Regions from separate parts of the Homo sapiens genome. Here region 2 is linked to region 1. A link is a contact called in ENCODE Hi-C or POLR2A ChIA-PET data. All regions are on one chromosome and are shown on one strand. The core of a region is the stretch at or near the end of the contact, and the rest is flanking DNA. Distances in the headings are between cores, read along the strand shown. Region 1 holds the start of WDR7 (WD repeat domain 7). Region 2 has its middle 31 kb from the start of ATP8B1.

Region 1 (6,370 bases), core at 1,029-3,528:
GTGGGCACCCAGAACAATATACATTTAATAACACATACAAACAGAAGAATACACATCATACAGAATGGTTGCATATGGGTTGATGAGCAAGAGAAAACAGCGGGAATTAGAAACAAAAAACAATGAATGAGACTGGATGTGGTGGCTCACACCTGTAATCCCAGCACTTTGGGAGGCCAAGGCTGGTGGATCACCTGAGGTCAGGAGTTCGAGACCAGCCTGACCAACATGGTGAAACCCCATGTGTACTAAAAATACAAAAATTAGCCAGGCATGGTGGCACAGTCTGTAATCCCAAGCTAGTCAGGAGGCTGAGGCAGGAGAATCGCTTGAGCCCGGGATGGGGAGGTTGCAGTGAGCTGAGATCACGCCACTGCACTCCAGCCTGGGCAATAAGAGCGAAACTCCATCTAAAAAAAAAAAAGAAGAACGAAAAATGCAGGCAGGGGAGATGCCTTGAACAGCCCATTGAATTGAGTAAGATTAACTCCATCCTCTGCACCTGAGGTCCAAAATGAACTTTAAGGACTCATACATCTAATAAACATCACACCACTAAAGCTAAATGTCATCCTACCCCTCTCACGAAGAAAACACAAAACAAGCTCACTACTTTGAAGATTTTCGATGCTAAGTGTGTTACATGGAGAAACCACCCAACTTCCTTTAACTTCAAAACGGAACATATATCAAAGATAAAAGGAAACTGTAAGATACAAGGGTCACTACCCCTAAAATTTAAGTTAAATTCTTACAGGGATATTCAAACCAAGCCAAGCCCAGTCCCTTTGATTCACCCAGTCACCGAGATCTTTTAAAATTTAGTTACAGGTGGCAATAAGAAAAAATAAAGGGCATACTCTCATTTTTCTCTTAAAGTATTTCTCTGAAACACTCTTAAAATAAGGATTGGCAGTAAAATAAATGAATTTTCTACCATAATCCCTAATTGACATTAATAATAAAGCATTAATTATATTTATAGTGGTTCGTTTTCCCAATTTATAATAACTAATATGTATTGTTCTGGATGGAACTAGACAGTTTTTTATTCTTTGTAATAATGAGGGCATTTCAACACATTATGTTCACTTTTAAGCTGACCTTCATACAGCCACGAGTTTGTTTATAAAGCAAGAAGCAGAGTCAAACTAAAATTTTTGTTTTACAAAATGTCAAAAACTCAGTTAATTTCTTTCATACAACAGGCAATTCCTGCAACCTTGCCCATAAAATCCTAAGACATAAACACCTGAAAGAGTCAGTTTGCCTTTTTTTGTCTCATGGCAAATATTACAGTGAGAGGAAGCTATAGCTGCCACTGACCGAACCCTAAATTCAGCAGCATCAACAATATCAATGCAGCCTGTCATGCGACGGTAGGTTCCCTAGTTTCAGACTATCTAACCCAGCAAATTCTGCCTCAAAAAGTGACATACTAAGTGGGTAAAAAACATAAAACAGCAATTTTTGAATCAAAGTTAGGGTAGTGCTGACTTCAAACATAGCTTCAGAACGCTGGGACCCATCACTAAGTGAATGGGAGTGACTGGCATCCGCTCAGACAAGTACTAGGGCAAAGGGATAAGAACTGGCAGATGGCATCTCAAAAATGAAATTCTAACAGTGGTGTCAGTACCTTGGGCATGGGCAAAAATAGTACCAACAGGAAAGGAAAGACTATATGAACCCCAAAAGCAAGCACATCGCCCAAAATTGCTGTCAATAACCACCAACGATCATCACCAATCACCTGATCCCGTTTAGATTGCACCTGGGAACCAGGCAGTCCCACCTCAAGACCAAAGCAACTGTCACAAGTAGCAAATATCACTCACCAGGCAAGGGAGCCACAAAGACCCCCGGCTGGCCCCCACGCTCTTGGTAACGGCGCCTACTTTTGGGCCCGACCTGCAGGCTTGCAGCCGCAGCGATCTGACAGCTAGCACCGCCCCCGGCTAGAGCGGGTTTGTGACCTTTGACCCCTGACCCCTGACCTCCACGGTGCAGGAACATCCCGCCCTGTGGTTTCCCATGGAGAAGCTTGAAAGCCCCCTTACCTGTCACAGCTTCATCTCATGCCGCGATGTAGCCTATCAGACCGCCGGTGGGCGCCCCAGCCAAGGAGGACAAGGATAGGGCGGAACTACGGAGGATGCGGGGTGCGTAGATCCTGCTGGGATAATCCGTGGGGCGGCAAGCGCTATACAGCCGCCGTCTCCCCAGTGATACTGCAAGGTGCCGGTGCCGCCGCCGCCGCCACTGCAGTAAATCAGCTGACACCAGCCCCAACTGCCGTGACTTTCGCTGCAACTGTCGCAAAAATGAGGGGGCGGGAAAGACTCACCATTTCCCTACTTGCAAGGCCTAAGCCGGCGCCGAGAGAGCCAGCCGCGTTACGATGGAGACCGAAAGTGGAGAAAAGGCCAGCTGTGGGCAAGGAGTGCACGGCCGCCATCTTGGTTGTGGGAAGTCTCGTCTAGGCTGTCCTCTCTCCAGTTGGGAGGACCAAGATGGAGCGAAGGATGAAGTAGCAAGTGCACGTCTTTCTTGGGAGCAGGATGTTGCGCAAGTTTACACTTCTGACCCCATCACACTGCTTCCCACTGAGATGCAAGAGGTAGGGAATTCCCTAAACACTGGAAAGTATGTTGGATGCTGGAAAGCTAAAAAGAATGACAAATGTCCCCCAAGATAGATAAGCTATAGTATAGTGCAGGATGAGAAATGCCAAATAAGGAGCAAGGAAGAAAAGAGATGAATTATTTCTAGGTTGGGGTAAGGAAGGATAATCACATTAGGTCATATGGAAGTCTAGAAAAATTGGTCAGATTTGGAATAATAATTGGGAAAGGAAAACAACTTTGTCACCAGCATTGAAATGTAAAACATGAATATATGCAATAAATAGAAAGTTAAATTTGGAAGAAATACAAGGGACGTGAAGTAGGTGAAGTGGGAAAATGTGGTATCAGGGCTTAGCTGTTTCTGCTCCGTGAGCGGCTCCTTTAACAGGCAGTCTATGCCCTGGAGCTCTCTTGTGGGTTGATAGAGACTTCATCACATTCGGCCTAGACCAGGTAATAAAAAAGTAACATGGAAAAATAGAATAATGTAGATAACAAGAGGCTTTTAGTGGCCATATAAGCTTTTTGGTCTTTATTCCAAAGACAATGAAAAGTAATTGAAGACTTTTGACTAATAAATAGTGTAGCACTTTTCCTAACCACATGGTATTCAGGTTTTTAAAATTGCTTTACAACAAATTATCACAGTCTTAGTGTCTTAGTGGCTTAAAGCAACACATATGTATTGCCTCACATTCCATGGGCAAGGAGGTCAGGAACAGGTTAGCTGAGTCCTGTGCTCATGCTCTCACAAGGCTACAAGTGGATGTCAGCCAAACTGCAATTCTCATCTGGAGGCTCAACTAGGGAAGAATCTGATTCCAAACTCCTGTCAGCTCATTCAGTTCCTTGTGGCTGTCTGACTAGGGGCCCTGGCTTCTTACTGGCTCTGAACTGGAAGTGGCCATCAGGTCCTAGCAGCCACCCACAGTTCCTTACCACATGGGCCTTACTAAAGGCTCTCTCGCAACATGGCAGCATACTCCTTCAAAGCTAGCAAGGAGAATCTCTCTACTGAGCACAAGAAAGGAGTCACACAGATATAGATACAGCCATGGATATGGACATGGACATAGATATGGAAATGGATGTAGATGATAACCTAAATTAGGGAGTGACAGCCATCACCTTTGCCATATATTATTGGTTAAAGTAAGTCACGGGTTTTATCTGTACTCAAGGAGAAAGGATTATACAAGAGTGTGACTTATCGGGGTCACTTAAGATGGGCCAGCCACAAATATTAATTTGGCAGCAATGTGCCATGTAAATCAGGTGGGAAATACAGGGAAGCAAGGAGACAAGTGAGATGTCGTCATTGTTGTTGTAACCAAAAATGTATGGTTATCACTGCAAAAGAATCATAAATGAGACCCACAGGATAAAATCGGGAATTTCACCATTTTAGAGGCATATATATATATATTTTTTGAGATGGAGTCTTGCCCTGTCACCCAGGCTGGAGTACAATGGCACCATCTCAGCTCACTGCAACATCCACCTCCTGGGTTCACGCAATCCTCCTTCCTCGGCCTCCCGAGTAGCTGGGATTGCAGGTGCACACCATCACACCTGGCTAATTTTTTTTATTTTTAGTAGAGATGGGGTTTCACTCTATTGGCCAGACTGGTCCCGAACTCCTGGCCTCAAGATTGGCCTGTCTCGGCCTCCCAAAGTGTTGGGATTACAGGCGTGAGCCACCACACCCAGCTTTAGTGGCATTTTTAAAACTTAAGTACTACTCTGTCCTTAAAATTTAGTAGCAGGCTGGGCACAGTGGCTCACGCCTGTAATCCCAGCACTTTAGGAGGCCGAGGCAGGCAGATCGCAAGGTTGGGGGTTTGAGAATTTAGTAGCAAATTACCCTACAGCACACCAGTACCTTCTGGACTTCTTAAGCTCCAGGTTAGCTCTGCAAAAGGCAAGGAGGCTTGTTCTTCCATTTTACAAATTTCAAAAGAGGGAGATAGCCCAGTGGCCTAACAGTGACTTTATTGCTACTGTTATTTTCGGATCACTTCATGCATGCTGTTATTTTTTTCTCATCGAGGTTTTCAGTCGTAGTTTGGTATTCCCCATGGTGCCTAGTACTCAGCTAATACTCCCCTTTCCTTCCTGGACCCTCTCCCAGAAAAGTCCTATCATGGTCGATGGCTTTATTTTAATACCAAATGGCAAAGAGGCTTAATAAGGGTTTTTTGCATGATTTTTGTGTAATTAAAACTGTTTTGTGCAATTAAGAGATTCCTTTTGCACTTTCTCACATGACATAAAAGTCAAGTGTTGATACTTCTCTTTTTTTCCTGTCTCATGACTTCCATGATTCAAACCATTTCTTTCCAAGTAACAAAATGTCTTTTTCTAGAAACATCTCTAGTTACTCCATACTCAGGCCTTTTAGGAAGGAGTGAAGGTGATAAGGTTTAGGGTGTTAAGCCTCCTCACAAATGAGGGTTTCACAGCCCCCCTCACCAAACCAGCAAGACTAGCAAGGGAAAATTAGAATAGATAATGAAGGAGGAGCTGATAAGTCCTAGTGGTAGCCCTGGTCACCAACTGCAGCAACAGGGCTGTAGATCGTCTACTAACCTCCCTCTTCTAGGTTTCCCATAAGGAAGAGAGGGTGACCAGAAACCTGGAGGAGTTGCTCCCCAAACCTGTGTAGAGAAGGGAACTCATTTTTGTGTAAATAGTGGACTATGGGAGACACATGAAGCACCACCCAGATTCCCCTTCAAGAAAGAACCACTTCCTAGCTGCAAGGAGAGTGGTTTGCTCACACTCTTGCTGTTAGCTTCTTCAGGGTCACCTGGGCTTTCCAGCTGAGATCACACTAATCTTGAGGCAGCCTCTGATGAATGACTGAGCAGGGTGAGGAAAGTCCAGGGCACATTCTTCTTGGGGAGGCCCCTGTTCTAGGGGGTGGTATCAAGGCATAGGAATTTCTGCTCCCATGGGGGACTCCTTTAACAGGCAATCTTTGTACTAGAGCTTCCTCTTGGGTTAGTAGAGACTTTGTCAGATCTGCTTTTTCCCTTCCTCGGCCCAATCCTGCTTCCTCCCTTTTCCTCTCACAGATGTGAGAGAAATAAACCTTTTGGACTCCTCACTCCATCTCAGCATCAGCTTCCCAGAGAACCCAGCCTGCACCATGACACCATTTTTAACAATTGACAATCAGGAGCTGTCATTGTACTTTTGCAACTTTTCCCTCAGTTTTTTTTTTTTCCGTATAAAAAGTTGGAAAAAAAGAAACAAAGATTAAACTGATTTTTACTGATTTTTAATAAAAGAGAGACATCAGACTTATCAACCCATGCAATGCATGTGTCTTATTTTGATATTGATTCAAGTAAGCTATAAAATAAATTAGGAGAAAAATGGGAAATTTTAACCGAGTGGATATTTAATGATATTAAAGAAGCCTTGTTAACATATTAGAATGTAATAATGATATTTCGGTTATGTCTTTAGAGGATTCCTCATCTTCCAGATGTGCAGGCTGAAATATTTATGGATGAAATTGTCAGATGCCTAGCATTTGCTCCATGATAATCTGAGGTAAGGAAGACAGTGGCAATAGCTACCTTAACTTTACTTCCATCTTCATGAAATAGTACATTCTTTTACTTCTAATTCTAATTCATCAAGGTGAAAAACATCACTTATTCACCATCCAGTGGTTTTAGGCACTATGCTGAGCTACACATACAGAAAATGCAGAGACTTGGTTCTTGTGGTCA
Region 2 (6,370 bases), core at 2,598-5,097, 1.2 Mb before region 1:
CCAAGGTGTTAGGATTACAGATGTGAGCCACTGTGCCTGGCCAAGTGTTTAGCTTTTTAAGAAACTGATATTTTCCAGAGTGGCTATGCTATTTACATTACTATAAATGTAGGGAAATAGATAATTTTCTCTCAATCTTTCATAATTCTTAGTTGGGATGGGCCACTGTAACAAAAAACAGATTAAAAAGAGACAAATAAACAGAAGATTATTAACATGTATACCTCGTGTAGTATACAGGGAGATACCCAGAGAAATTGGTAAATTTCAAAGAGGTGGCTTTGAACTCACACTTAAATGCCATGTCTGCTGAAACAAAAAGAAGGGTGTAGGGAAAGTTGATTATGCTCAGGAAAAACTGGCAAATAAGAGTAAGATTTGTTATGGAGATTTAAGTCAGTGCCTTCTCCATCAATAAAGGATAACTGTCTCCAGTGACTTAGAGTCATCCTGTCCTCCTGGGGTAATGTGGATGATAAGGTAACTTCCACTCTGTTTTCAGAGCTTCTCCTGTGGTTGCAGTTTCCCAAAATAATCAGCTCAAAATAGAGAGGGGAGAGGAGAGAAAGAGAAGGAGAGTTATCATAAGGAATTGGCTTATGTGATTGTGGAGGCCGAGAAGTCCCACCATCTGCCATCTGCAAGCTGGCAGCTGGGGAAAGCCAGGGGTATCATTCAATCTGAGTCCAAAGGCCTGAGAACCAGGGGAGCTGATGATGTAAACTGCAGTCTGAGGGAAGGAGAGAGTGATATTCCAGCTCAAGTCATCTGGCAGAAAAGAAGGACCAAATTCAGGGCTGGGCGAGGTGGCTCACGCCTGTAATCCCAGCACTTTAGGGGGCCGAGGCAAGTGGATCACTTGAGCTCAGGAGTTTGAGACCAGCCTGGCCAATATGGTGAAACCCCATCTCTACTAAAAATACAAAAATTAGCTGGGCATGGTGGCATGTGCCTGTAATCCCAGCTATTTGGGAGGCTGAGGCGGGAGAATCGCTTGAACCTGGGAGGCAGAGGTTGCAGTGAGTTAAGATCGCACCACTGCACTCCAGCCCGGGTGACAGAGTGAGACTCTGTCTCCAAAAAAAAAAGGCCAAATTCTCCCTTCCTCTGCCTTAAAGCCCTCAACAGCCCATTGAGGAGGGTGATCCACTCATAGACAGAATTGGAAATGACGTTTTGCCAAGTATCTGGGAACCCCATGACCCAGTCAAGATGAAACATAAAATTAACCATCACAAATGCTAATGATCAGATATAAAACGGGAAGTGGGGTAGGGAGTACTTAGAGGTGGGGGGCAACAGTTGTCACTGCAAACAGGATGGTCAGGGAACCTGGCCTGAGACAGTAACATGTAGATCTGAAGGAGAGAGTAGGGGGCTTGAGAAGGGAAGTAACTCACCCATGACCCTCACCCTTATCCACTAACTCCTAACTCTGTGTTCTCTCCCTGATGATAGCTGGTTGTTTTATTTTCATAAAGTCGTGAGATGTTAGAGATGGAAGTGACCACTGGGGATGGCCATAAGTTTCACTGAAGATCCTAAGTCTATTAAACAAAAAATTGAATTTTTGTGGCAACTCACATTGATAGTGGTGGCTTTCTGGAGCATGGCATAGAGCAAGATCCAGAGGTTAGGTCTGGGTTCAGAGCAAAAAGTGACATTTTCCCCAAGTTCAGCAGGAGGATGGTCACATTAGACAGTCGGTGGCCCATTCCTCTTCTAGAGTGACCCTCCCATTACACGATGAGGACATAGGCAGCTGGAGTGTAACAGACAGGAAGTGGCTGGATTTTCAAAATGGTCTTTAGCATGAACACTTTTATGCCTTCACTGTCTCCATTATTGACTAAAGGAAAGTAAAAGAAATGGAGGAGGCCGGGCGCGGTGGCTCACACCTGTAATCCCAGCACTTTGGGAGGCCAAGGTGGGTGGGTCACCTGATGTCAAGAGTTCGAGACCAGCCTGGCCAACATGGTGAAACCTTATCTCTACTAAAAATACAAAAAATTAGCTGGGCCTGGTGGCAAGCGCCTGTAATCCCAGCTACTTGAGAGGCTGAGGCAGGAGAATAGCTTGAACCCAGGAGGCAGACGTTGCAGAGAGCCGAGATTGAGCCATTGCACTCCAGCCTAGGCGACAGAGTGAGACTCCGTCTCAAAAAAAAAAAAAAAAAAAAAAAAAGAAAAAGAAAAAAGAAAAAGAAATGGAGGACTCCACTCTTGGTTACAATGAAAAGAGTCCCCGCCTCCCAAACTTGCAGTTTCTCTCAGGCAACCATTTTATTCCAGGGCTTGGCCAGGTCTCCAGAAATGTTATTTTTCTCTTCTTCTTTGTGGATTCAGCCCAGGGAGGAAAGGTATAATTGCAACCCCACACCCACAAAGATGCTCCTTGGACTTGGATAAAAGAGCACAAGACACCGTTTTTATCACTTAACCCGGTAAAAGAAGATACCTACACAGATCACCAGGACCACACAGTAGGAACAGAGGCCCCCCTTCCCTTGTGCTGCCCAAGTTCCTAGAGGGATCTGAATGAAGCAACTGTTTAACTAATGCAACCATGTTTAAAGTTCCCAAGGGATCCACACTCTTTAAATGATGCATAAATTGAGTCATTTTGTAAAATACAGTACCTTGATTTATTTGCTTAGTAGCTTTTAGTTTGTCTACTAGGTTTCTCTAAAGAAGAATACAAATGTATTTAGGCATAAATTGTTTTCAATCATTTTCTTGGTGTCTACATTACCCTCCATGTAATATATTAGGGGTTCCTAAGCCACAAATGGTATGATTGAAGGTATAAAAACTTGAAGCTCATTGCAACCTTAAACTCCTGGGCTCAAGCAATCCTCCTGCCTCAGCCTCCCAAGCAGCTGGGACTACAGGTGGGTGTCACCATGCCCAGCTAATTTTTAAAATTTTTTGTAGGAGGCCTTGCTATGTTGCTCAGGCTGGTCTTGAACTCCTGGCCTCAAGTGATCCTCCCACCTTGACCTCCCAAAGTGCTGGGATTACAGGCATGAGCCACCGTGCCCAGCCCCCATCTCTTTTTAATACACTAGAATTATGAAATGACAGCAGAAAGAATTCACCTTCTAGTTAGCAGTTGGATCAAACAAGTAAAATAATTTGAAGATGAGCAAAAGGAACCTTGTTATTTTTGACTTAAATGTTCTTGAGAACAAAAATGATGATGCCAGGCTTCAGAAGATGGCCCCTTAAGGGTTTAATGGTTGAAAATCATCCTCACTTTCCTACCCCTTTCAACACACACACACACACACACACACACACACACGCACGCAGTGTTGGGCTCAGTGACACCACATAACAATAGCAACAGGCTTAAGGACAGTGCAAGCACAGGTGCATCAGGCTACTGTCGGGAGAAGGGAAACTAGAATATGCACCGAGAATAAAAAATGGCTTGGGTGAGTCATCAAACAACCCTGTCAAAAAGCAGGATGTCTGATTTCACAGCCTCCATTGCTCCCTCCAACACCACATGGAACATGAACTCCAAACTGATAAAGTCTCAGGCAGGTCAATCACCTTCTACTCAGCCCCAGTGTGAAAGAGGAGGGACTCATATGGAAAAGCCTGCTCTAAACACAGGCTTATCTGTGTTGCAAGATGATGAAACATTACAGACTTAGGGAATTCATTCTCAGGTGAGAATTCAGTAACTGGCACTGGGGGTTGTAAAATATACTGGCCATGAGTCCCTTAGGTAGTCGAAGGATAAGACGACCAAAGTCTAACCTGAGCCGATGTTACTGACGTGAGTGTCAGTACATGCATCTGAATCTTACTCTGTCAATTTTCAAGAAAGGAAATGAAAGTAAAAGCATTTGTCACTTGAGGAATTTCTCTGTATGCATGATTATCATTTGTTGCATTTCTCACATATTTAAAGTTGCTTTTGAGCCAAGCTATGAAGTGAGTAAAACTTGACTTTTGTTTCTTGATTCCTTATTTTCTCGCCTCATATTTTTTTTTCTTTTGACAGTTAAATTAGTTAGGATACTAGTTTCACTCCTACTACAGAGAGAGTGGCCCCAAATAATACTGATTTAAGTGAGATGAAGGTTTATTTCTCTGACACAAAAAAGTCCAAGCTAGTATGCCGCTACCAGTCATACCAGGAATAGTTTTAGGGACTCAAATGCTTACCTAGTTACTTTGCAATCTGCAACATATGCTTTTTTCATCTTCTCTTGGTGCAACATGGCTGCTCCTGATCCTGCCAATTCATCTGTATTCCCTCCTGCAGAAAGAAAAGAACGGGCACGGGGCATGACTTGAAAGTTGCATGTATCACTTCTGCTCAAGCTCCATTGGCCAGAATGTAGTCCTACACCCACACCAAACTGCAAGGGAGAGATATTTTAAAGCACAGAGTGGTGATTTGGGTTCAGAATGAAGACCCTGAGTGATTTGGAAAAGGCTACATCTGTTCACTATGTGATAAGTTGGTGATTAATTCAAGGCTATACTGAGGAGGAGAGCCAGGAGGCCTGAGTGCACCAAAAAGATGCTGACAGATTCAGTGGTGATAGGAAGTGACCTAGGGCCTGGAGAGAAACTAGGGGACTCCCAGGAAAGCTGGCTTGTGGTGATATAGGAGGTAAAAAGGAATTACTTAGGGAGATAGCAAGGGCATGGGAGTCCTTGGTAGGGCTTTCCTTTTAATGAAAAGCAGCCCCAAATAATTTTCTAACAAAGAGCAGCTGATAAAAGTTGAGCTGCAGACATAGACAAGCAAGCTGGCAGCTTGCTGCACAGATGAATGCCAGCAGGAACTAAGGACTAGACCTTTTCAAGATGGTGGCTCCATCTTGCCTTCTCTGCCAGCCACGTGTACGGTAAGAAGCAGATAATATGGCCCCCATCAACTGGAAAGTCCATTTGCATAAGAAGATTAGGGTAGGGCGACAAGCCTTCCCAGAGAGCTTTGTAAATGTCATACATGATGGAACCAATCTGTGAGGCCTAGTAAATCAGACAACACCTCCTCAAACTGGACTATAAAACTCGGTGCGTTCTCCACCAGCTGGTCCTTTCTGCTCAGAGACTCCTTCTGAGAGGTGAAGCCAGCTGGACTTCCTGGGTCGAGTGGGGACTTGGAGAACTTTTCTGTCTTAGAAGAGGATTGTAAAATGCACCAATCAGCATTCTGTAGCTAGTAAGAGGATTGTAAAATACACCAATCAGTGCTCTGTAAAAATGCACCAATCAGCACTCTGTAGTGAGCAAGAGGATTGTAAAATGCACCAATCAGTGCTCTGTAAAATGCAACCATCGGCAGGAGTCTAAAAGTAGGCAATCGCGGGGAGGATTGAAAAAAGGGCACTCTGACAGGACAGAAACAGAACATGGGAGGGGACAAATAAGGGAATAAAAGCTGGCCACCCCCCAGCCAGCAGCAGTAACCCGCCTCGGGTCCCCATCAACGCTGTGGATGCTTTGTTCTTTAGCTCTTCACAATAAATCTTGCTGCTGTTCACTCTTTGGGTCCGTGCCATCTTCAAGAGTTCTAACACTGCAAAGGTCCATGGCTCCATTCTTGAAGTCAGCGAGACCACAAACCCACTGGCAGGAACCAACTCCAGACACACTTCCTTTAAGAGGAAGCTGTTTTTCTTTCTCTTCTCTTCTAACTGTTAAACCTCCACCCCTAAACTCCTCCTGTGTGTCTGTGTCCTAAATTACTCTGGTACCCGACAATGAACCCCGGGTTTTTTTGTTTTGTTTTGTTTTGTTTGAGATGGAATTTCGCTCTTGTTTCCCAGGTTGGAGTTCAATGGTGCAATCTCGGCTCACCGCAGCCTCAGCCTTCCAAGTTCAAGTGATTCTCTTGCCTCAGCCTCACAAGTAGCTGGGAATACAGGCATGCGCCGCCACACCAGGCTAATTTTGTATTTTTAGTAGAGACGGAGTTTCTCCATGTTGGTCAGGCTGGTCTCAAACTCCCAACCTTAGGTGATCCACTCGCTTTGGCCTCCCAAAGTGCTGGGATTACAGGTGTGAGCCACCATGCCCGGCCGAACCCCGGGTTTATACCCCAGACAACGTAGCCGCTTCAGTGGCGTTTGCTTCATCCTCTTGACCCTAGACCCTCCTGATCTACTGCAAGATTTGCCATATGCAGGGGAATTGTGGGTAATCCTGGGAAGTTTAATTTGGGAGTAAATTACTTACCTGAACATGTCACTCCCCATCTCAAATCCCCCACTCCGAGCAAAATCAAAAGGGGTTTTTTTGTTGTTTTTGAGAGAGAGTCTCACTCTGTTGCCCAGGCTAGAGTGCAATGGCACTATCTCGGTTCACTGCAACCTCTGCCTCCTGGGTTCAAGCGATTCTCG

Evidence for each region. Hi-C counts contacts between places; a loop is a spot of excess contacts on that map. ChIA-PET counts read pairs that join two places held with the same protein, here RNA polymerase II (POLR2A). Pooled maps may share reads with other maps.
Region 2: a map of B cell shows a loop between it and region 1 (6-fold over the local background). The contact joins the enhancer-like site here to the promoter of WDR7 in region 1. A Hi-C loop is called at or near these places in 1 of 168 maps with a recorded cell type or tissue (B cell), 1 of 37 single-sample maps with no recorded cell type and 9 of 50 pooled maps. POLR2A ChIA-PET finds 5 or more read pairs at or near these places in 1 of 52 experiments (activated naive CD4-positive, alpha-beta T cell).

Annotation. Positions count from the first base shown.
Region 1 is chr18:56,647,267-56,653,636 of GRCh38, reverse strand. It overlaps WDR7 (WD repeat domain 7), which reads right to left and starts at 2,278. Exons shown (of 28, transcript NM_015285.3): 1 at 2,061-2,278. RefSeq lists an enhancer at 2,158-2,547.
Region 2 is chr18:57,831,013-57,837,382 of GRCh38, reverse strand. No RefSeq gene overlaps it. Among named protein-coding and RNA genes, the nearest start is that of ATP8B1, 31 kb to the right of the region's middle. RefSeq lists enhancers at 3,515-3,564, 3,605-3,694, 3,735-3,934 and a silencer at 4,312-4,606. Within about 2 kb of position 3,847, at least 6 of the 41 ENCODE cell types and tissues checked have a DNase peak (open chromatin) inside an H3K27ac peak, as active enhancers do; they include B cell, where a contact is called at or near this core.